3 separate regions of the Mus musculus genome follow, and all the other regions are linked to region 3. Evidence: chromatin loops called from intact Hi-C (ENCODE). Cell type or tissue: gastrocnemius. All regions are shown on one strand.

The links. Peaks named below come from ENCODE experiments on the same cell type or tissue, not always from the same donor. Only the 100,000 strongest peaks of a DNase experiment are listed, where the experiment ranks them.
Region 1: a loop joins it to region 3, with 2.4 times the contacts of the local background. A loop is called at or near these places in 2 of 42 quality-filtered maps.
Region 2: a loop joins it to region 3, with 4 times the contacts of the local background. A loop is called at or near these places in 3 of 42 quality-filtered maps.

Annotation. Positions count from the first base shown.
Region 1 is chr12:99,370,506-99,378,505 of GRCm38, reverse strand. All of the region lies in intron 2 of Foxn3 (forkhead box N3), which reads left to right. Among named protein-coding and RNA genes, the nearest start is that of Gm51999, 18 kb to the left of the region's middle. In gastrocnemius, a CTCF peak has its summit at 4,373; DNase peaks (open chromatin) are centred at 2,929, 3,989, 4,259 and 4,691; H3K4me3 peaks cover 1,132 bases; H3K27ac peaks cover 7,491 bases.
Region 2 is chr12:99,302,283-99,310,282 of GRCm38, reverse strand. All of the region lies in intron 3 of Foxn3 (forkhead box N3), which reads left to right. Gm46371 (a long non-coding RNA gene) reads left to right here. Exons shown (of 2, transcript XR_001780668.2): 2 at 269-1,191. Among named protein-coding and RNA genes, the nearest start is that of Gm46371, 24 kb to the left of the region's middle. In gastrocnemius, no CTCF peak of the experiment used is centred here; DNase peaks (open chromatin) are centred at 3,295, 3,596 and 6,431; H3K4me3 peaks cover 3,314 bases; H3K27ac peaks cover 7,895 bases.
Region 3 is chr12:99,211,425-99,219,424 of GRCm38, reverse strand. The region is part of intron 4 of Foxn3 (forkhead box N3); the gene reads left to right. Among named protein-coding and RNA genes, the nearest start is that of 4930474N09Rik, 53 kb to the right of the region's middle. In gastrocnemius, a CTCF peak has its summit at 3,786; DNase peaks (open chromatin) are centred at 1,958, 2,895, 3,726, 5,098 and 1 more place; H3K4me3 peaks cover 2,031 bases; H3K27ac peaks cover 6,401 bases.

The DNA of each region.
Region 1 (8,000 bases), 160 kb before region 3:
GAACAGATAGGCTGAGGCACGGCTGGTGCTGAAAAGGCAAATGCTGCTGATGTAAGCAAGCTCGACAAGTATTGCTGTGCCACGGGGATGAGTCTAATGCTGTTATTTTTAGTGCATTGCTGGTTTCTGTTCAAGTGTTTCATGGTCCAGGATAGCATCAGCCACCGCAGAAATGAAGGGAAAGACAAGTAGGGTCCTGTGGAATTAGCAGGTTGAAGGGACGCTCCCTTTTTAAAATTTGATTGGCTATCTTCTACTCCCATGATCTCTTGTAGCTACAAGGAAGACTGGGAAATGTAGTTTTGATGTAAACCCCCCCCCCCCCCCCACACACACATACAATTACTAAGTCATATGGGATCTTCTGACACAAAGGTCTGGATGCAGAGACTCATGTCACTGGACTAGAGGTGTGTTGAACAGTATCAGAGGAAAGAGAAGGAGAGAGGTGGTGGCTGGAAGGTTCCATGAACAACAGTGGGGACAGCTTAAAGTCACCAATGTAGTCTTTCTTTAAAATAGTCCAGTTGAAGTTTTACTTCAAGATATTCTGGTTAAATTGCATTGACTATCTTCAAAAGCAGTAGCTTGGTAGAGGTAAAGATAGAGTGTGTGCCAAGATGGATAAGAGAAAAGCAAGAAAGTATATCGTTGAAGATAGTCGTGCCTAAAGTTGTTCTTTTAATAATAACTTGATGGTTTGCTTTGTAAGATTCCCAGCAGTTCCAGGAACAGAGCCTTTGATTTTGAGCTAGGTCTCCCGCCTGGGCTTGTTTGAGTACCTGTGCCTTGAACTCAGCAGGAGGCAGTAAATACTGGCAGAGCTGGCTGCTCCCACATCTTTCCCCTTACAGCTCCTAGGGTGTTCCAGGTCTCCTCTGGACCCTAGGGGCTCTAGTCCAGGGTTCCCCTCCACTTACAGGATCTCTTTGAAGTGTCTCTTGGAAGGCTGTGCCTGTCCTCTGGGACAAGACCTATAAGTGATTCAACTAATGTCATTAGCTTGAAGACACTCAGGAAGCAGAACCTTTGTATATGCTGTCTTAGAAAGAAAGGTCAAATCATGTGAACACTGACTCCAAGCTGCCTGGCACAGAGCCAGGACGTAACCCCCCCCCCCCCACCCCCCTGGCTCCCCCAACACTGCTGGTGTAAGTCCCGGGATGCTGGTGTAAGTCCCGGGATGCTGGGTGAGTCAGCTGTGGATGATGTCATGTAAGGCGATAGATAGTGTTTGTGCTGAGCTCGGAAGACCTCAAGGAACACGGAGTTTGCAAAGTAAAAATTAACTCTTATTTGCAGAAAAAAGTAGCCTCCCTTCATTTAACAACGAACAGTTCACAAAGGCCGTACCTGTCAGACACTGGGTGATCTAGACTGTCCTAAGGATGGGGGGTGGAAGATGAGCTAAACAGCACTTCATTACGTGGGCCGGGCAGGTAGTGATGGGTGCGGTGAAGAAAGTTAGAGGGAGGAGATGCAGTAGAAGGGAACAGGAGGGCGGTGAGTTCAAGAGGCTCTTCAGAGGAACTGGCTGGGCGCGCCTTGGACAGCAAGACAAAGCCCTGCGAAGGCTCTGAGGTGGTAATGGTTGCGAATGTCCAAAGAGCAGCAAGAAGGCTTCAGGAAATCTATAGAAGCAGAATTGGACATTTAAAGGGACAGGAGCAGAGTATTGGCCTTTGAGTGGTGACGGTTACTCTGGCGTGCTTCAAGATCGCAGTCTGTGGGTGCAGGTACGTGGGCACATTTGGGTGGAGAGGTAGGGTAGGAATTTGTTAGTGTTCAGTTTGAGATAGGGTTTTTTTGTTAGAAACAGGGTCTCACTATGTAACCCTAGCTAGTCTCCGATTCACAGAAATCCACCTGCCTCAGCATCCCGAGTGCTGAGATTAAAGGTTTGTATTACCATGCCGAGCCTCAATGTTTTTGTCTGTCTGTCTTCTGTCTGTCTGCCTGTCTCTTTTTTGAGCTACCGTTAAACTATCTAAGTAGAGCCTTCAAGTTGAATGTTTGCTGTATGAACATGAAGCTCGGTGAAAGTCAGGGTCCAGGTGTAAGTTAGGCAATGCAGAGGCAATGGAATAACTAAGAAGTGCACAGGGAACGGAACCAAGAGTTCCTGGATTACCTCTCAGTCAGAAAGAAGTCCGATCTCTGTTTTAGCTCTTTGCTTTCTGCAATAAGGATGCAAATCCTAAATGTGTTTGGAGTAGCTCTGCATCTCCTATGTGATGAGAGAAAGTGCACTCCAGGACACATCCGTTTAGCATCCTATTTAGCAAAGTCCCCTACCCCAAGACTTCGGTGAGTTCTCTGCCATCTGGTCCCTGGCCAGAGAAGGACTTTTTTTTTTTTTTTTTTTTTTTTTTTTGTATGTGCGTCTCCATAGCAACGAGTGTGCAGTTGATATGGAAAGTAAGCAGTTGCCTTAGCAACAGAGATACTGATGTGGTGGCTCCCTTGCTTTCCTGGTAAGCTGACCAAACTAGTTCAAATGCATTATGAAGGGCTACACACACAGGCTGGCCCTGCTGGTGTAAAACTAGCCTAGCTTTAAGAGAGATCGCAGCCCTTCCCCCTTCCAGAGGAAGGGCGCTCAGTGGTAATAAATCAGACAAAAATAGTTGCTGTCAGTTGAAATAGATTATAAGAGGGTTTTCCTAGAGGAGTGGTTTTGTTTGGTTTGACAAAATGCTATAGTCAGAGAATATTTGGTTACAAGGAAAAGAAAGCCACCTCGGTTGGCTTAAGTAAAAGAACATCTATCTTAGGGATGTAATAAGCAGTCCAATAGGCCAGAGCCCAGGAGCAACACAGCTCACCTCAGGTCCGCTGTGCCTGGAACTGGTCCTGTCCTTCTGAGACCACGTGGACACTGAGCACTGCTCTTCTCTGGGTATCTGGTCTGGCTTCATGGTTTCTTCCACATGGCTCTCAATGTCTGCCAACTCCCCACCCGTGTCTTGCTGTACTGGAATGTGTGTATCTGTGTCTGTGATGAGAGTGATCTAGACCCAGTGTCCAGTAAGCAGGCGCCCACCCTCATCCTTGTGTGGCATGCTTGTCATCGTCATTCCAGATGAGTCAGGTGTTCAGCCCTGGGCAGAACAGGGACATGGCTGAGAATTTAGGATCGCTGTTGGGAAGGCTGTCTCTCTGGGGCTCTATAGAGTGAGCCCTAACCTTAAAATACCCTCGTAATGAAATATTTCTGTTTCCCATCCTCAGAAACCATTTTATTACTGAAAATAAAAACATCAGAAGCCTTGACATGGTGACACACGTCTGGTTGTCATCCTTAAATTCTAGAGGCACCAGTTTGGGTTACACAGTAGGACCTCATTTCCAAAGCAAGCAAGCAAACAGTCCAACACTCACTTTTGAGGAGTTAGTGCTGGGCTGTTGGAGGTGATGGATATCAGCACACTGGGCAACTTTAGGAGTGTCGCAGGAACCCCTTCTGCTTCTTTACAATGTAGTGATGGTTAGATCTAACAGTCAGTCTGACAGGACTGAGGCTCACCTGGAAACAGAGTCTTAGTGGGAGACTCTCTGGATCAGGTTTTCCCATGGGCATGTGTAGGAACTCTATTGATTATGCTTACCCACTATGGGTGGCACCATTCCCTAGGCTTAGAATTCCTTGGCTAGATAAAAGGGAGAGAGCTAGCTGAGCACTAAGCATTCTCTCAGTGCTCTTGACTGGATGTGACAAGATGCTTCAAGCTCCTGCCACTTGACTTCCCTGGGATGGTGAACTGTGACCTGGAATTGTGAAGTGACACCTATCGTTCTCCTAATTGCTTTTGTCAGTGGAGGGTATCAGAGCATACGGAAAGGAGTCTGTGTTGCATGCCTGCGAAGTTTTCACCTTTCTCTCACTCCCGTAGACCTGCAGTGGCTGCCCCACAACAACCCCAGCGTTCTTTGGTGTCTCCTCCTTCCTGCCAGCTGTCCTCAAATGGCCTATGGTCACGGGGTTGAGCGAACTCAAGGCCCCTGATGTAGGCAGGAATGAATGCCAGCTGTCTAACACACATTGTCCTGGTTTTCCAGATCGAGGGATTGAGCAATCCACCACCGTGTACCAGCCATGTCACCGTACTGTCTTTCAAAATGGGGAGAAATGTGATAGATTATTCCATCCCAGGGACTAGTGATACAAAAACTTCACAGAACTCCGGTAGTCAAGACTGGGTGAGAATTAAAACAGACCAGGAAGGCACTGGGTGATTGCCAAGGGGTTGGCCAGTGGCCAGAGTTACATGGGTTGAAGCTTTGGCGGCGCAAATGGCCCATCCTGGATAGCAGTGCCACTGGAGGGGCCTGAGGAGAAGAAAGGATTGCATTAGCAGCTGTCAGAAGGAGGGCGCTGCAGGCCACCAGCGATGGCTGTGACGCAGAGGTGGAAATGACACTGAGTGTGAAAATTGGGATCAGAACTTTCCACAGGGGTCTGCTGGGGCTCTGTGGAATGGTGAGAACCATTTGTATTCAGGGTCTTACGGCTTCACAACAACTGTAAATTAGATAGCACAGGCTTTTTACACGGTGGAATTAGAGGCTCAGAGAGCATCGGAGACTTGCTGAGAGTCTGGGCTACCTTCTGAGACTTTCTTCAGTATGGAGGCAGATGGTTCCTGTGGCTGGGAGAGACAAGGGGGTTTGGGAAAGGGGCCAAGGTATACCGCACCTTCTTGCATGCTGTGCTGAGGGGCTAGGACTCTGTCCTGAAAGCAGTTGGGCTGGGGACCTGGCTCAAAGCTTGTAGTGTCCTGAAGGCGGTAGGGAGCCAGTAGTTGTTCCTGAGTGCAGTCTCCATGTGCCTTAGCTTCCTGTGTCTACTATAGGAAGAATTTTTGTTGCCTAGAAATTCATGGAGAGAAAGACCATAGCTGATACTCAGTGCTATCCATAGGGTTCACTGACCTGGGCCAGATTCCATTCCTCCCCTCCCCTCCCCTCCCCTCCCCTCCCCTCCCCTCTCCCCTCCCCCACCTCCCTTCCTATCTGGACCCGCCCCCTTTTATCTCTCAGTAGAAAACACATAGACCTCCAAGGGATAATAATAAAATATAATGTAATAAGATAAAACAAGAACAAACACATTGGAATTGGACAAAGCAAGTGAACAGAAGGAAGAGGGCCCAAGAGAAGGCACAAGAAACACAGACCCACTCATTCACACATTGAGGAGTCTCACAAGAACACCAATCTGGAAACCATAATATATAGAGCAGGCTTTTCACACAGAGGAATTAGAGCCTCACCTCCTCTTCTACAGGGTTCCCTGAGCTTGGGAGGGGATTTGATGGAGATATCATGTTTTGGGCTGAGCGTATGGACCAGATTTCTATTTAAACAAGGAAAGGTCTTCAGATGCTGGGTTCTTATTTTAAATGCTTTCTTCTTATATTTACTTAATGGTTCTTGTTTTGATTGATGGTGGATTTGTCCTGTTGGTTTGAATCCTGCTGACCATTCTGTTATTTCATGACTTATGGAGCAATGGAATGAACCCCCTCTCAGCTCCATCCTCAGGGTTTGGTGGTTGGAGGTTCAGGGGTATAGGACTACAGGGGTAGTGACCCTCTTGTTCTTTGGGATTCAACCACAGATACTGAGGTCTTAATTGATGCAGGGTTTGTGCTGAGGGCATTGGAGGACACAAAGTATGTAAGCTGGGTTCTGGTGGGATGCTTTGGGTGGCTCTGGACACTCCTGTCTTCAGCCCCACACCTGGTGACTCAGTGAGCTCCTTTGCTTCTGCCCCTGAGTGACTCTCCATCTCCTCCTTCCTAGCACACTATCCTTCATCTCTTGCTTTTGAGTTACCTACCTACTCTTTCCTGTCTCCCCTGGTACTCATCACAGAGCCACCAGGCCAGGTCAGCACACAGCCCTTTTTGCTCTCTATTGCCTGGAGTGATGTGTCCTGCAGTATGTCTCAGATCGCCGGCTCTTAGAATAACAGATTTCATGAACTTAATAAGAACCTCTGAGCTGTTGTATGGGAGTTGGGCATATTCTCTCTCTCTCTCTCTCCCTCTCCCTCTCTCTCTCTCTCTCTCTCTCTCTCTCTCTCTCTCTCTCTCTCTCTGTGTGTGTGTGTGTGTGTGTGTGTGTGTAGAAGCCAGAGGTTGTCATCACTGTCCTTTTTAATCGCTGTCCTTGTGTTTTGAGACAAGGCCTTTGACTGAACCTAGAGCTTGCTGATTCGTCCTGACCCGAGAGCACCAGGGATCCCCTTGACTCTGCCTCCCCAGTGAAGGAGAGTCACCACATCTTGTTTTAACACTTGGGTCCTCATGCTTGTGTATGAAGCAGCTGCCCAGCCCAGGATATCTGCTTTTAAAGCTTCTCACATGGTTATGCAGAACTGTGTAGAGCAAGGGGAACTTCAGGGTTCTGAGTCCTGTCTTTCTATTTTAATTAGGTAAGATTTTAACGATGCCCAGTGAGCTGTACTGTACAGTGTAACTCAAGTAATGGATTACTGTAACCTATAGCGTTTCATTCTCAATTATGTGAGATAACTTTTATCAAATCTGATACATCCCTTTCTATTGCAAGAGGACTAAAAGGCACACGTAGCCACAAAACCACGTAGTTATAACGCCAGACTCCCATTCCTGTCTATCATACACGACTTTAGTGTTATAATACACCTGGCTGTCCAGCAGGTCACCCACTCAGGGCTTAGTCACGTGATCTCACTGTTGCTTCTTCCAGGGCCCCTCCCTTCTTTAAGGACTCTGTTTAACTAGGAAGGGCATGGCCTTGTGCTTGTTTTCCTTTGTATGTCTTTTCACGGAATTGTTTTTATAAGTGATTTATCACTTCTGCTCTGACCTCTGAGACACTCAGGCCTGGGTGCTTCTTTGTTTCATTAATTACACAGAATGTCCTGAAACATTAGTCTTTGCCTGTGAGTTGGCACTTAACTACTGGTGAGATGCACACAGGTCCTTCCTGTGACATGGGACCTGTTTGTTCCTTCTGGTATTAGGTAGAAAGTTCTAACCTTCCTTAGAAGGAATGGCAACTGTGACCCATGGAGGTGTGGGGTGTTGTTGTTGTTGTTTGTTTGTTTTTAAATTTTACCTAAGTATCTGTTTTGAAGTCTACGTTCATTAGTTTTGGTTTCTGGCTTATTTTTGAGGATTTCCTTCATCCGTAGAGATAAATTTGATAAGGTTCCTACCCAGAAACAGGATTTATAAGTAAGAAAGTACTGGCCTCATTCCTGAGTGGTGCCCTAAACTTCTTAGAACTCATTCATTTAGCCAGTGTGGACTTAAGGCATTAGCATAGGCTGTGTCAGGCATGGGGAAGGAAGATGAAGAGCATAGACCCTGTCTTGGGGAAAGTCCAGCCTAGTAGGAGCAGTGAACTCCCAATGTAGTGGTTGTGTAAGATTGCATATACTTTTCTCCTTGGGTCCTTCTGTGAGAGGGTGCAGGAGTGACTGTGGCTTCTTGGTTTTTATGCAGACTGATGATGGTAAGAGAGTAGGTGACTCACAGTGCACTGGCCCAGGTGTCAGGAGAGCTGGGTTCTAGAGCTGTGTTCTTGGGCAAGTTCTGTACCTCTGCCCCCACAGACAGCTCCATGCTTCTCACGCTTCCTTAGTGTTAACTTAGTAACAGTGAGGAGAGTGGGTCCATACCCAGGCTTCCAGACTACCTGCCACGGAGACCTCTCATCCTCCCTGTGTGCGCCTAGACAGACACAGGGGGTGAGTCCTGGACTTCTGTCAATGTCAGACCGTTGTCACACAGACTCTTGGGAATCAGCGTTTGGAGCCAAGTCCTTTCTTTGCAGTGTTAACTCTGCTGAAGACCCCCTCCCTACAGCAGCAAAGTGGCAGGGCTGCGTGTGTCCTTCTAAGGCCTTTCCCGCAAACGCATCCTGGAGGCTACACAACTGAGGAGTCGATAGCTTTGATTCGTCAAGATCCTGTGTGTCCTGGGGGCCTCTCCCATTGCCTGTGTAAT
Region 2 (8,000 bases), 91 kb before region 3:
GCTCAGACCAGTGTGTATGCTCACAGCTAGGGAACAGGTGTCCAGGCTTCTGGGACCCATCTCAGGGCGTGCTTGTTTGTGCCTGCCCTCTGCCGTGACACCGTTGTTTTCTCTACAAGCTGAGCCCCTCTGCTTGCACCCTAGCTTCCCCTTCAGATCCCAGCTGCCTTTTGGCCTCCAGTGCTTTCTGCATGCACTTCCTCCTCAGAGTTGTAGGAGATAACTGACCTTCAGGTTTCTGGGTGTCTCTTTTTTTTTTTTTTTCCAGGCCAAGCTAGGTAGGTCACTGGTTATTTGAAACGGGTGCCTTTTGTGATCTGCTCATCGGTTCTCCCAGTTGCTGGGCAGCTTGACCATCAGTGTAGGCATGTGTGGTAAGAGGTGTGCCACCGGCCTCAGGAGAGCAGTGTGCTCGCTCACCAGGTGTCCTCAGCCCTCCTAGCAGCCCTTCCCACTGCAGACTGGAAATACTGCCATTCTTTCAGCCAGCATGGTGGGCCTGCTGAAAACAGAGCAAGGAGGTATCCTCAGCTAAGTCTAGAAGATTCACAACCATCTTAGGACGAGTAGTTCTGTCATTTATAAGCAGGAGAATAAATACAATTTCTCATTGTCCATTTGGATCTTCTAGAAGTGCTGTGGTCTTGAATACTGACAGGGTCTGGCAGTCTTTTCTCTCTTTCTCATGCCAGTGTGCTGCACCCAAGGGTTATGTGTATCGGCAAAAGGTGAGCTGGTTTTCTGCTGATCAGTGATTACTATAGGATTATTCCTAAGTGATCCTAGATGGCTTAAAAGATAGCACTCCTTAAAGGTTTGGTTGGCAGTGGGATTGGGATGGTTTGGGTAATCTCATTGTGAACATGCAGAATACATGCAGAATACATGCAAAATACATCCAAAACATGTATGTTGGGATTGAGGAGCTCGCTCAAGGGTGAGACGCTGCGTGCAGGTGTGAGAGCCATTCCCAGAACCCTCCTAAAAGCCAGATCCAGGTTTGTGGGTTTGTCATCCTGGCACAGGGAAAGCAGAAACAGGATGTTTGGGGCCTGACCAGCCCTGTTAGCCAGGTTGGAGAACTCCTTGAGGTACTGTCCCAAAAACTAGGGTGGGGACGAGCTTGAGAAAGGTCCACCTGTCTCACTTAAACACACACACACACACACACACACACACACACACACACACACCAGAATGAGGCAATGAGGCAAAAGTCAAGCAACTAGGGAGCTACAGGAAAAGCTGCAAGCAGTGTTAAGCGCGGCACCCAAAGGACAGAGCAACAAAATCAGCGAGCGAGCGTGAGCATGCCCACACCTTCTTCTGATCCGACTTCCTCAAGGGGCTCACGCTCTGTCTAGCCTTAGCTAGTGGGCAGACTTACTCACACACCCACCGTAATTGATTCCATACTCCCCTCAGCCCTGAAAACAGTCTGCATGCTTTGATTTGAACAACCAGAATTATTTCCACTTAAACACTGGTGTAGATTTACACAGATGATCTAAGGAGCCCCCAGATTGTTCCATTCATAACAGCAGGGAGGAGAGAGACAGTCGAAGCAAAAACAGTTTGAATTTGTATGTGCGGAGGTGGAGGGAGGGTTGGGTTAGCTGAAAGGAGATGGATTCCAAGTCATGATTATGAAATTTAATAGTAATGAAATTAGCATTCCATGGGGACTATTTTCTGGGAATTCTGGTAGTGCAGTCACTGAATAATGCATTCTCCGAGCAGCCCAGACTAGGGGCCTCACGGTGGCAAATGGGTTGTTTGCTTTGTTTCAGTTGTTATGTTTAAAGTTCATCTAAAATCAATTTCTGTCTCCAAGAACTAGCCTCTTTTTCCCCCCTCACTGTAGGCGTCTGTAGGCTTTTTCTATAAAGAGTAAAATAGTAAATATATAGTATAAAATTAGCACACACACACACATACATGCACACTCAAGTTTGTTGTGTCCACTAAAGTTTTATTTCTGGGTACTAAAAATTTAATCTTATGTAATCTGCAGATGCCATTAAATAGGGGTCTTTTAATCCACACTCCGGAACACTGTAAGCCATCTTTCCCATCTAAGCTGTATGGCTTAGCTTTAAACATGAATAGAGTTTAATTTAGAGAAAATGCTGTATATTTTACACAGGAGACAGAGCTGGATTGGTGTGTGTGTGTGTGTGTGTGTGTGTGTGTGTGTGTGTGTGTGTTTGTGTGTGCGCGCGCGTGTGTGCCCGCCCGCCCGCCCGCCCGCCCGCCCGTGCGCCTTCTCCTCAGCTCCCCTCATGGGGATGAAGCAGATTCTTTAGAGCAGAAGAAGAGGAAGGGAGACTCCTCAGGAAGCTGCTGAGCTCCGCCTCTGTAAGAATTCATGAAAATGATGGTGTGGTTCCTGATTGGGTATCTTTGGGTTCTACACCCTCACGCTTGAACATCCACAAAACCAAGGATATTTACTTGGGGGAAAAAATAGAATTTTTTAAAAGGATATATTTATTTATTTTATGTATATGAGTGCACTGTAGTTGTCTTCAGACACACCAGAAGAGAGCATAGGATTCCCTCACAGATGGTTGTGAGCCACCATGTGGTTGCTGGGAATTGAACTCAGGACCTCTGGAAGAGCAGTCAGTGCTCTTAACCACTGAGCCATCTCTCCAGCCCTTGAAATAGAATTTATCCTGAACATATTATACATGCCCTTTATCATTACTTCTTAAACAGTACAGTATTGTAACAGTTTATATAGCATCTGCATTGTGTTTGGTAACCCAGAGATTAGCTGGTGCATGTGTGCATATACTGTGCTATCTTGTGTAAAGAGTTCTAGGCACCTGTGGGAATTTTTGTGTCCTTGAGAGATCTGGGGTGACTGACATTTTACAAAGGCTTAGGTCTCCCAGGCCCCTTTTCTCACACTCTTCTTAAAACACACACACACACACACACACACACACACACACACACACACACATACGATTGCCGAGGGGGGGGGTTGAAATACAAATGTGTGATTTGTTTAGTATCATATTTGTGAGAGTCAGAAAAGTCATAGAAGCACCTAAGTTTCTGTGATCATGAACGGAAGGCAAATCTACATTATAGATCTATTTAATAAGAGTCATTCTTGGATTCTCCATCCCAATTTCTTAACAAACATCAAATTTAAATATTTATCTGTTTTGAAGTTAGTCTAGATCTAGAAGTGGCCCTTTCTGATGGGTGGGGGTGGGGAGGGGAGCTGGCTTGACTCTTGCCAGGCAGCTCATCCTGCCTGGTGTTGGCTGCCAGCAAGCTGTTGGCAATAAGTGCAAATCCTTTTGTCTTGTTAAGAAATTATTGTTAAAGATGCAGTAGTGTATAAAGTCCGCTCTGTCGTTCAAATGACTGTATCTCTGGTGATAACTCCCCACACTCAGACAATCTTGGTGTCCTGTTGAAGCTAATAGGTGCAAATTTTAGTAGGACTTTTAAGAACCCAGTACCCCATATTTACAAGTCTTTCTATGTAATCAATTTCTTTACCACCTGCCCTAACCCTCCCCCAAGCAGTCAGAAGTCTGGACTGGCAGGATGTGTCCCCGGGATCTTCATGGCATCTGCTCTTACAGTCAGGTTTCTCAGTCTGGGCTCAAACACGACAGTCTGACATGGCAGACCTGGTGCTGCGGCTCTGTCATTTGCATGGCTTTGTGTGTGTTGTCTTATCTTTTGTGTTTTGCTGTGAGCTACATGACTACTTGAGCATCATGCAGACACATGAAGGTATGTTCATAGCTGCCTGTTTTTTAAAGTCGAAGCAGCTCAGACTAAAAGGGGATCCGCTTTCAGGACCTGCTCAAGTTTCCCTGCGACAGCATCAGAGCTATTTTTAGAGGAGTGATCACCAGGAAGAGCCAGGACAGCTGCATTCAACAGCAGCCGCAGAGACAGAGGGTCGTTTGTGGGACTGCAGAGGTTGAGCCTGTTGATATGGGAGACAAAGGGGCATGCATATCTGTCCTTCAGTTAGGTAGGCCACCCCTGTTCAGAGCCCTTGAACCTTTGCAGCTGTGGGAGTGTTAATTTAGTGCTTGGTTGCCTTGGCTCTGAGTCCAGCCAGATGCAGAGATAGGGGCCGATGGCAGGACTGCCCTGCAGAGTGCCCAGTCTGAGAAGACAGCGACTTATTCTCACTCAGAAACAGCTACCAGACTTTCAGTGTTTGAATTCTCAGTTCTCTTTTGCTTCTGCAGACGACAAAAGTCAACAGATATCAGGAACTGGCTGATGCATGTGTGCGTGCATGCGTGCGTGTGCGTGTGTGTGTGTGTGTGTGTGCCTTGGATCCCTTACTATTCCTGCTTGACACTTTTAAGTGACGTCACCATTCTGAATAAAGAGCACTTAGCAAAAAAAAGAGGGTTTTGGTAACTGGTCTGTATACTTCATAGAGCTAGTTAGCATTCTTCCTTTTTATTATTTGTTTTTGTTTTTGGGACGGGTCTCACTCACTGTGTAGCCCTGGTGTCCTGTAGCTTACTATGTATGTAGACCAGGCACTATGTAGACTATAGACTCACAGAGATTGCCTGCCTCTGCCTCTTGAGTGCTGAAATTAAAGGCTTGTGCTACCATACCCTGCTCCCTCCCTCCCTCCCTCCCTTTCTTTCTGAGGCATTTGCTATACACCTGCTGTTGCCATCCACTTAAGAGTGTGTGTGATGCATATAAAGACAGACTCTATCTACTTTATACATGGAGCGTGGAGAAAAGGAGACAGCCTGGAGGGGCAGCATTGTGTAGAATGAACAGAGCTTGCATTAAGGATGGGGAAGGCAGCTGCTTTAAGTAGAGGGTAGCTGCCTAGAGTAGACACTAAGGTGAGAGCATTTACTTGTACTTGGGAGGCCACAAGCAGCCTGGTACCCAGAGAATGAAAGAGCACGAATGTGAGGGATGCCAGAGGAGGAAGCCAGAGCAGGTGTGGCGCTCAGCAACCTGGAAGTGGCACCGATCAGGGGGAGCCAGAGGCCGGTGCCTTTCATCACCTGCTAGATGGCCTGGACTATATAAAAGGTAAAAACATTGCTAAGTGCGTGCATGGATCTCCTGTGTAAGGTTCAGCAGCTCCATGCAGTTAAAGGATGTCCTACATATAAAGGAGCTTCCCTAGAAAAGCTAAGAGCAACAGCAACGGAGCAGTCCTCAAACTGAGGCCATGTGACTCCCGTGACGAAGGCAGAGGTGGAGAGAAGCATCGGAGAAGGAGGGCAGGAGAGAGGGAGAGGAGCCACACCCTTCAGGAACTCTCAGGTTAGAGTTCTGTTGAGAAGGGTGCATCCCACAGCCAGTTAGCAGCAGACGAGAAGTAGAACCTACACATCCCGTGTCAGGAAGCAGTCTCAGCGGAGGCCACAGGAGCCTGAGGTTTTCCTGAGTAGGTTGAAGGCTTTAATTATGTGGACTTTCTCTGATGCCATAGGAATTAGAAGCAGAAGGAACAGGGAATAGTTCTGTGGGAAGAATAACTTTAATGTTCCCTGCACCGTAGAGTAGCTGTGATTGACAACAATTAATTGTGTGCTTCAAAATAGTAGGGAAGATTTTGACTGTTCCCAACACAAAGAAATGATAGTGTGTGAGGTGATGGATATGCCAATTACCTGGCTATCATCTTTGCCTGCTGTATACACACATATGAAACTCACACGCACCACAGCTATTATGTATCAGTTGAAAGAAATAAAATCAAAACTGAAGAACAGAATATCCAGTGCAGCCACACCCTCCTTTTACACCTAGGAAAAATGTCTGGAGAAGTGTTCAGTGTAGAGCTTTGTAGCGCTTCAGCCCCTGAACACGCCAAGAGGTCTCTGCCCCTCTGCCCTGGGGAGGGGGTGGGGGTGGAGGGGTATTACATATTGAACTTAGGTCTCCCTCAGGTCTAGCCAGGTGCTCTTCCGCTGGGCTTTGTATCTAGTCCCCTTTTGACAGGGTTTCACTAATTTGCCTAGGCCTGCCTTGAAGAAACTTTGTAACACAGACGGACTTTGCGGTTACGATCCTCCTGCCTCTACCTCTGCAGGAGCTAGAATTACAAGCCCATGCCCCCAAGGCCCAGCTGACTTTACTTTTCCAAGGCTATGTTCATTGTGGATTTACTTCTGCCATGGAAGTGTAGCACTGTTCTCTGGCTTTTGCTTCCAGAAAGGGGGTGGGGGTGGGGTGATGTTTTTCTGGGTTCCCTGGGAAAGCTGCATGCTGTTAGGAGTGAGATAGATACACAGGGGGAGTCCATTGCCCTGGCATCAGCCCCTGTGATGTTGGAAGAGGACCAGTGTGACTTTTGGGGTGCAGGGTTCCTCAGGCTTACTGGTTGCTGACTCTGGAGGCGCCTGGGGAACAATCACAACCAAATGACTATAAGAACGGCTGTCAGGAGACACCTGGGGAGGAGGACAAGGGACTGTGTCACTCTAGTGCAGGGCAGCAGCTATGAATGTGCCGGGGGAGGCATCCAGACAAAGGCCAGTCAGTGCCAGTCGCAAGTGTGACTCTGGCAGACGTCAGTGACTACTTTTCAGGAATTTAAATAGATTTGTTCTGCTTTCGAGCCAGCTTGTAAATAAGTCCAGCATCAGCTTCTACCTGTTCTTGTTCCTCAGGAATCCACTTTGGGGAGCCTGGGCTCCCTTCCCTGATGACACACTTAGGCAGGGCTCCTGCTGTGTCACCAGCTTCCCAAATTACCATTTAATTTTCCTGTCATCTTTGGTGGGTATAACTATCAAAGAAACTGTCTCCAGGAGACTAAGGAGAATCTCTGTTTTCCAGACAAATAGGCCGTTTTCCTCACCTGACCAGCATCCTGAGGAACACCAAGAATAAGACTGTGTCAGAAATGTGGATGAATTAAAATATTTAGAGCTCTGATCTTTTCAAAAACTCCAAAAATAGGTTCTAGTGGCTTCTGAATGACAGAAATATGTCTTTCTTTGAAAGTGGAATTATTTCAGGGGAGACCTGAGAGGGTGGCAGTAATAGTCCCATCCAACATGTGGTGGTGACTGCCTCAAACCAGTTCTGGATTCTATGTTCTAGGCCTGGTCCAAGGACTTAGAAAATCTGCCACGATCAAATTGGGGATGTAACTCAGTGCTGTCTAAAGCCTTGGGCTTTCTCTGGGAAAACCCCGTGGTTCCACCCTTCACCATTGCCAAGACCTCGGGAGACCGTGGTATAGGAAGGTGATGGACTGGGGCTTCCTCTGTCCTTCAGCCCCAGCCCCAGCCTTATGTATGTGAGTCCTCTCTGGGGTCATAACGGCCTGAGTGGATGGCATGGGAACTGCCCCCTTCAGCTTGCTCCAACCCAGAGACTTGCAGCATTTGAGAAATGCCCCCTTCCCCACCTCCCTTAGGTACTTAGGTTTCTATGTTAGTGGTTACTACGGTTTGGCCATTGTGTTTATAGTCACCTCTGTTAATGACCTGGTTCCAGGGGTTGCTGTTGGGCAGGGGTAGTGATGATGGAAGTTTGTTTTATGAAGTGAAGGTTGGTTCCACAAAGTATTTGAGATGTAGTATACACCTGCCGTTGCCATCTCTACCATGAGACAGACCCCTATGGCTAAGGGTTGCCATGTGTCATCTGGACTTTCAGCCTCACACATGATGAGCTAACTGGCCCTTCTTCATCAAGTCAGCTGCCTCAGTTGTCTCATGGTAGTAATTACTTTTAAGCTATGCTTTATTAGCGCAATGAAGAGAGTGTATTGAGCGGCTTCTACTTGGGGTTGTAATAATAAACCAGAATTTACTGAGTGTGTGCAGGGGCCCGAGCCTATGCCTAGTAAGTAAGCCTAGTAAAGGAGTTAGCACATTGGCAGCGTCTGTAATTTCTCTGGTGGCAGCAGGGCTTGCAGCAGGGAACTGGCTGGGCAGTTGGTATTTAAAATCTTAAGTCAACAGCAGTACTGTTGGGGCTTAGAGAAGAGTCACGTGAGTCACAAGAGAACTCAC
Region 3 (8,000 bases):
GTGCAGAGGTATGCTTCGAGTTCTCACTGTCAGGACCGAGGAGATGAGAAAGGGACCCGCTAACCACTCCTGCTGGAGATGTCCTCCCACCCCCACCCCCCCACCCTCCCCCCGGCAGGAGTCATCCCCATGAGTCTGTAGGAGAGATTCCCTGGGCCATCATAGTGAGCTAAGCAGTACCCAGTTGTAAACTTTTTTTTTTTCCTGTCTAGGTCTTCAATAATATTAGGGTACATTCTGGAGAGTTTGGCCCGCCTATGAGTGGCTTGGCCTTAAAATGGAACCACAGTACCACATTGCATCACCTCTACCCTGCCTACTAAGTGGCCACAGAGAGAAGGGCAGGGCTGATGTAGTTTAGTAGGGCTCACGGAGCAGTGTTGACTTAATGATGACAGGTTGACAGGTCGCTCGTTGCCTTGCTTGGGCCTGACTCCCACCCACTGCCTGGTGTCTTTCCTTTCCCTTTCTCATCTTTATAGCTGACCTGAAGTCAAGATGTCTCCCCCGCCTCACAGCCTGAGGCCATTGCATCTGTCCATGCCCCACATCTGGCCAGAACCACACTGAGCCGAGAGGTGGTACACTAAGATCTGCGTGTCTTCTGTCAGGGTGCTGCTCGGTCACACGTGCAGAAAGTAACTTGACATGGCTGATCCTCCTGTGACACTGCTAGTGACTGCTCCCTACCTATCTTGCGCCTGTGACTATGTTTCCGGCTGGCGTGGAGCTCTGGCTTTCTGAAGATATCATTGCCTTCCAAAGCAATGAGAATCCCCCCACTTTGGAGACGGTGGCACTTCCCACAAGAAAACATCGCTCCCAAGATGCACAGTAGATTCATGGTGGAATGATAAGAATTCCAGACCCCTGTCCCGTCGTTTTTCTTTGTACCAATTTTAAAAGATCCAAGAGATATTGCCAAGTGAGCATATTCAGAGAGCCTGGCCCTGTGTCTGGGGCCACCCTTACCTGCCCTGACTGCAGAACACTCACTCCCCATTGCCAGCCTCCTTTTCCTGGCCTATGGAAGGCAAGGCTGCTCACACCTCCAGCCAGCCTACTCTACCGCTAAGCAGATAGCAGGTCACCTAGCTAGCCTGGAATGTGGCTCTTAAGTGTCAGAGGAATCTGTACTTAAAATCCATTCTTAGATGACATTTCAGGAAGAAATTATAGACTCCAGTGGTAATCAAGTCACAGGCTGCAAAGGTTCCTATGATAAGGTGGCATGACCTGTCTTAGTGGAAGCACTCAGATCTCTCAGAGCTGTGTAAATTGAAACCCCTTCCTCAGCTCGATGCCACTGTGTGCTGTGGGTATTACTTCATGTGTATGTACTTCAGATAGACTGGTCCCTAGGCTGAGAAGGGAATGGAGAGTCTAGGAAAGTCAAGGGGTGTGGAGTGAGCACTAAACAGATCTTCAGTGTCTCTCCTGAAAGTCTCTTATTCCTGGCCTCTTGACCACAGGTTGGGTTCTCCTGAATTGCTAACAGGATTGCTTTTTGATATTTCCTTGGCCAAACGAGCCTTTCCTCTCTCCATCCCTGTAACTCTCCAACTGTAATTCTCTTTCTGCAATATCCACAGTCCTATTTACGTCCAAGTGCCGCACTGAGTTTTAAAAGCGCTCATGTGTTAAAGGTGTGGATTCTTTTTCCATTCTTTCTAGGGTGGGGTTCCACGTCATCCTGGCTGGCCCCCAAACTTGCTGTGTAGCCAGGGATGACCTTGAACTACTTCTCCTCCTGCCGCCATTTCTCTGGCAAGCACCACCTTACCTTATGTGCATATGTGCGCTAGGGATGGAAACCAGGACTCTGACGGAGCTCTATTACCCAGCTCTGTAGGATCATTTTAGTGGGCTTTTTAAAAAGAAAGCTTTTACCAACATTCTGTGAAAGTGTAGCCACACCCTTCTCGAGGGCCCAGGCCAAGAAGGCTCTCCAGGGTCCTGGCAGGCACCACTGGGATGCCCATGAAGGTCACCAGAGGACACACTCAGAGACAGGAACAGCAGTGGGGACTGAGAACAAGAAGAGCGTGGACACTGGCTTCATATCTGCCTTCCCATCTGGAGGTCAAGTGTAAGCACAGTCAGTGGCAGGCTGCAGAGCCCCTAAAGATTGGAACCGTGCCATAGTTAGGGATCATGTCAAATCCATCATCTCCTAGTGGACACAACCAGAGGGAAGTATATCCACAGGTCTTTTTAGCCCATTCCAACTATAGCTTTATTTTCCTCTACATTGCCCGGTTGGGGTTGGGAGTGGTTTTGCAAGACTGGGTTTCCCTATGTAGCTGTCCTGGAGCTTGCTCTATAGCCCAGGCTGGCCTCAAACTCAGAGGTCAGCCTTCCTCGGCCTCCCAAGTGCTGGGATTGAAGATGCGTACCACTACTGCCTGGCAACGTTGCTGGTCTATTGCCTTGAGATTGGAGGCAGTGCCTCGATCCCTAAAGGGAGAAATCATACAGAGCCAGAATGATGACGATGCTGTCTCCCACCCTGCTACTGTTGCCCCAGGCCTAGGTATGAATCCTCAGTAAATGTATAAAGGCAACAGCCAGCCTCCATGATGGAGAACTGGCAGCGTGCATAGTGAAGCTCGTGGTTGTGTGTCCCTCTCTCTGTGGGTTCACACAGACCTTTTCCCATGGTCAGGAGCTGGCCAGCCTGGCTTCTGAGAACCCCATATGTTTTCTGCTGCTCTCTTCCCTGGGGCTGGGTGCTGTGACCAGGCTCTGTTTATAGAGCCTCCTCGCGCCTTGCTATTTATAGCTTCCTGCTTCACCCCTGAGCTGCCCCTCTGAGTGGCAAGCTACCCACCTCCTCTCCTGGCACTGTTCAGTCCTGGCAATTAACAGGCTAGCTTGGTTGCTAGAAAGGGCTCCCCCCACCCCGCTTTGTCATTGTGCTTTGTAGCCACTGCACTTCAGGTCACCAAGTGGCAGCCCCTTAGATTTCTTCCCTGTTTGGCATCCGAAAGTCTAAGCCAGGGCCAGCACACTGTCTCTAATGCTCAGTGAGTTTTAGAAAAGAGTCTGCCTGAGACGCTAGTGAGAACCCAGGAGCCCTGTGCCCCCTGCAGGGGTCGGACTGCAGTCCCGAGGGTCACCCCCTCTTGTTTCAGTTGTCTACTGCAATTTGCAGAGAGGCACAGTTAATTAAAGCCTTGGCTTCTAACAGTTCGTGCCCCTGGTGTCACTCAGTGTGTGGGATACATTCTGCAAGAAGGGCCATCGCGCGCAAAATGCCACTTCCAGAACAGCCAAGAGCATGGCTGTCTACTCATCTTACCTTCTGAAATCAAAATCTATCCACCTACTCCAGTCTCTCCCTAAAACGTGGTGGTGTAGACGGATCTCAGCTGCTCGCATCTCCTGAATCACCTGCCTAGTAGCTCCCTTGACAATCCTTATGAATCATCTTTAACCCCTGTGGAGAAACTAGGTCACCATAAGCCATCTCCAAAGGCTTATATAATCCTTGGTTGGAATTTTCCCAGAGACGGAACTCTCAATAATAAACAAAACAGCAGAATGGACCAAGAGGGGTGGGGAATGCTGTCTGGAACCGGGGTATATGTCCTTTATATAGGGCTCCACAGAAGAAAGACCACAGGAAACAGGTTGTGCCCTGCCTGCCCTGCCTGCCGTGACAGCCCTTCCCCAGCCTGCTTCCAAGCAAGCAGGTGGAAAGGGTGCCTTCAGGGGAGGAATGATGGCAGGAATGGCCTGCTGCTCTACTTATGGCCTCTCATAGTGTTAGCCAGGGCTGCCCTCCAATGGCAGAGCTGCAAGCTCCCTGCTGAGGTTAATTTTAGACCTTGCAAAGACTAAGGGAGATGCATATCAAAGAGCGAGGCAGGTGAAGTGCTGATGGCCAGCACAGTGTGCAGGAATGTTTGTTTTATGCCTCGGACCTTTCAGAACAGAAATGAGCTTTAGACCCTGGAAAGTGGCTCCGTCAGTAGTACTTGTGTGAGCACCTGAGTCCCAGACGTGGGGTTTGGGGTTAGGGAATACATGCCTGTAATTCTGGTGCTAGGGGGGCAGGGACAAGCAATCCCTAGCTCAATGGCCATCGAGTATGCACTGATCCATGCTGCTTCTCCCTGGCCAGGTGTGAGTGTCACAGTCTAGCTGATTTGAGAAGGCCTTGGAGACATTTAAGAAAACCAGTAAGTGCTGGGGAGTCTGGTGCTGAAGCCTGTGCAGTGGCTCCAGCAACCGTTCTCTTCTCCCGGGTTGCTGGGAGAAAAGATGGGAATGCTGTCGACCAGAAAGGGATGCTTAGACCTCTTCTACTGAGCACACAGAGTTAGAAGTTGCCTTCAAATGTGTATTTTCTTTAGTATTTGACTGAGCTGCCTCCTAACTCCATCTCAGAACGTGAGGTGATGGGTTGTGTTGGTCTTTGAATGTATTGATTTTTTTTTTTCAGGAGGTGCATAGTGAGAGAAGGGGTCTTAGTCAGGGTTTCCATTGCTGTAATGAAACACCACAAACAAAAAGCAAGTTGGGAAGAAGGGGTTTATTTGTCCAGGTCATAGTCCATCATTGGAGGAAGTCAGGTAGAAACTCAAGCTGGGCTAGAACCTGGAGGCAGGAGCTGATGCAGGGGCCATAGAGGGGTGCTGCTTACTGGCTTGCTTCATGTGGCTTGCTCAGCCTGCTTTCTTATAGAGCTCCAGGACCAACAGCCCAAGGATGGCGCCACCTACCATGGGCTTGGGCCTCCCCCATTGATCATTAATTAAGACAATGCCTTACAGCTGGATCTCATGGAGGCATTTCCTCAACTGAGGCTCCTTCCTCTCTGATGACTCTAGCTTGTGTCAAGTTGACACACAAAACCAGCCAGTACAGAAGGGAAAGAAAGATGCTAATTTTAGGCTAAGGGCAGGCGACTGGGCTCATATTCCTGCCTAGTGTTCAGTGGAAAAGGAGACGGCTCTCAATGCCTTTTTCCACAGAGCCATTGTGAACTGGCTGTGCCAGTTTCCAGAGACCTCATTCCTGACACTTGCGGGTGGGGACAGAAAGGAGAAGAGATGGAGGCACACTTAAGTGTCACAGCTGGCTCTTGGCAGCCAGTGAGCGGGCACATGCATGCTCACCATCTCAGTCTGGAGTGTGCTGCCAGTGAGGAAAACCAAGAAATGGCAGGGACTGGAGGCCAGACTCAGCAGCTCCCCTGAGAAGGAGGGCTGGGTTCAGAGGGTGAGCCACCTTACGTAAACGTTCCCAGGCAGTTTCAAATCTCAGGCACACATCTGCTACTGCTGCCAGGTTGCTTTGAAATGAATACAGCACATTAATTGGGAAGATGTGTATGTAGGGTTAGGGCTAGCTACCAAAGGCATAGTAGACTGGAAAGAATTGAATTTCCCCCATTAAACCGTGTGCCTTAGAGATAATTCACTGGAGTTTCTGGAGAGGTGATGTGGGCTGCTTGAAGGATAATGGGAGCAGAGTTGACATTAAAGCACACATCACCAGCCCCTAGGCTAAGCAGTTTTCATAGCCTTCCTTATGTAATCCTCAGAACAACCCTACAAGGTGTGTTTGTGCCACCTGACTAGGGTGGGATACCCAGTGTTATCTGATGCCATGCTACACAGAGCCCTTCTTAGACTCTGCACAGTGGGTCAGGAGTATCTCCAAAGCCTGGCCTCCAATAGGTGTTTGCTGGAGCCAGTTTCTTCCTGTTTTCCCTTCCTGCCGAAGTGTCCTGGTGTGTGAAGTGTCTGGACGTTCAGGCAGAGAACTGTGCATATGGGGCATGGGCCTCTGACCGTGGGTCCTCCTCATTGGCGGGTGACTCATGACCACATGAGTGTGCCCTGTGACTCCCATTGGCCCACTTCCCTTCCAGGGGTGATGCTGACAGTATGTACCTGGGAACCAAATTATCACAGGAGCCGTCATTGCTGTCGTCATTGCTGTCCTAGCCACTCGGTCACCAGGAACGCAGCTCAGGCCTAGCTCAGTCTAGCTTTCGTCTTGTTCCCTTTTGTGGGTTTTCAGCTGACCTGAGGTTGGGGAGGCACAGTGCCTCGGGGTTCTTCTGTTGAACGTGGGTCTGACGATGATACCGACTCTCACGCATTTCCTAGATATGAGTGCGTCTCTAACCTCAGTAAACCTCCCCTGCAAGATCACTTTGGTGGGAACACCACTTGCAGGGGGTGAAACATCCCTGGCTTACTTGAGTTGACATAGCTTGCTTCAGAGACAAAGCAATTAACTGGCAGAAGTGGGGCACAGACCTGGCGTTCCTAGCCACCTCCTTGCAGGCCACTTTCCTGCTCCGGACTGCTGCTCTGGGTAAAGTCCCAGTGTGCCTGCATTCCTTAGCTGCTTCTCTGTTGCTGCTAGGATGAAACACCATGACCAAAATAACTCAAGGAGGAGAAGGTTCCAGAGGGATGAGTCCATTGTGATGGGACGGTGGCCAGAAGCCGAAAAGTCACACCTTCCATCACAAGCACAGAGCAGAGGGTCGGCTGGAAAGCAGAGCCAGGCTGTTCACTCTCAGAGCCCGCCTCCAGCAAGGCTACACCTTCTCTACACACAGTGTCAAGTGTTCAAATGCATGAGCCTCTGGAGGGCATTACTTATTCAAACTACCACAGTGGGATGGCCTCCTGCAGCAAAGACCATGTTCTTCGTTTCCTTTTGCACGCAGTGCATTTATTTTTACCGTTTCTGAGTATGCGGGCTGCTTTTCTGCCTTCGAGGTCCAGTGCAGACAGCGCTCCCCATAACAAGTCCTCAGGGCACCTATACTTGGCATCAGGCATCTCCATCTGTGCGGCGATAACCCCCACACCAACCTTAGAACTTACCCTAGCATTTCTTCACACACGCACACCCAGTCTCTCTCTCCGATTTAACTATAGTTACCCTGACTCAGAGGAAGACACTAATTACTGACAATGGTTAGAATCATGGTACAGATTTTCAGGATTTAAGTTCTTTTGTGACGTGGCCCATTGTATCCGATCCATTTACTGTTCTCCGTGAGAGCCACAGTGAGACGCCCACAGTGTCAGCATTAAGCTCATCCAATGACTTTGGGAATGCCATCAGAAGTCTTCGAACCCCTCTCCCGCAGTCTCCAGACAGCTGACAAAAGCCCATACACACTCAGTAGACTACAGCAGGTAGCTGCAATTCTGAGTTCTCCTGAACCTGTCTCTTCCCATTGTAAACTATAAATCCATTTATGATTAATCTTCACGTGCAGTATCCGGTAAGGGTCAAGGTTTGTTTTTATCCCAAAGGGTTAATCCCGTGCTGTGATACTTCCTAACACTCTGCTGCCTTGATACCTACCTTTGTCAAAGCTCACTTGGCCATACTAAGTGTGAGTCTGTTTTCTAGGTTCCATTTTGTCCCTGTGGTGTAAATGGCGATACTCAAAAGAGTCTCACACTGCCTTAATTCAAGCAATTTTATACAAAGCCTTGGTATCAGATAATATAAATCAGGTAATTAAGCTTTCGGACACTGCATCCTCATGGAGTAACTAGCTGAATATTGCAACACTACCCGCATTCTTAGGGTGACTAGTTATCCTCCTGTCTCCAGTAACCTCACCGGTCCTCTGAAGTTAGGCTGCTGCTTGGCAATGAGTTTGTTCTGACTGTGCCTTACACATTGATTAGCTACAGTGCGAGACTAGGGATGTTTCTGAACACAGGGCTGTGCTGTGGGACTGACTTGGGCAAGAACGGCAGTCTAAGCCTTCATCCTTCTTTTGGAAGACCTTCTAACAAGAACCTTGTATAAACCTAGAAGAGAAATGTCAAAAATTCATTAGCAAGAATTACGGAAAGCCCAAAGTAATGGACAGCCTATTAAAGAAGTCTATATTCAGGCAGGCAGGACATCTCAGCTGGCAAAGGTGTTTGCTGTGCCAACCTGGTAACCTGAGTTTGATCCCCAGAGCCCACATAAAATTGGAAGGTGAGAACGGATTCCACAGAGAC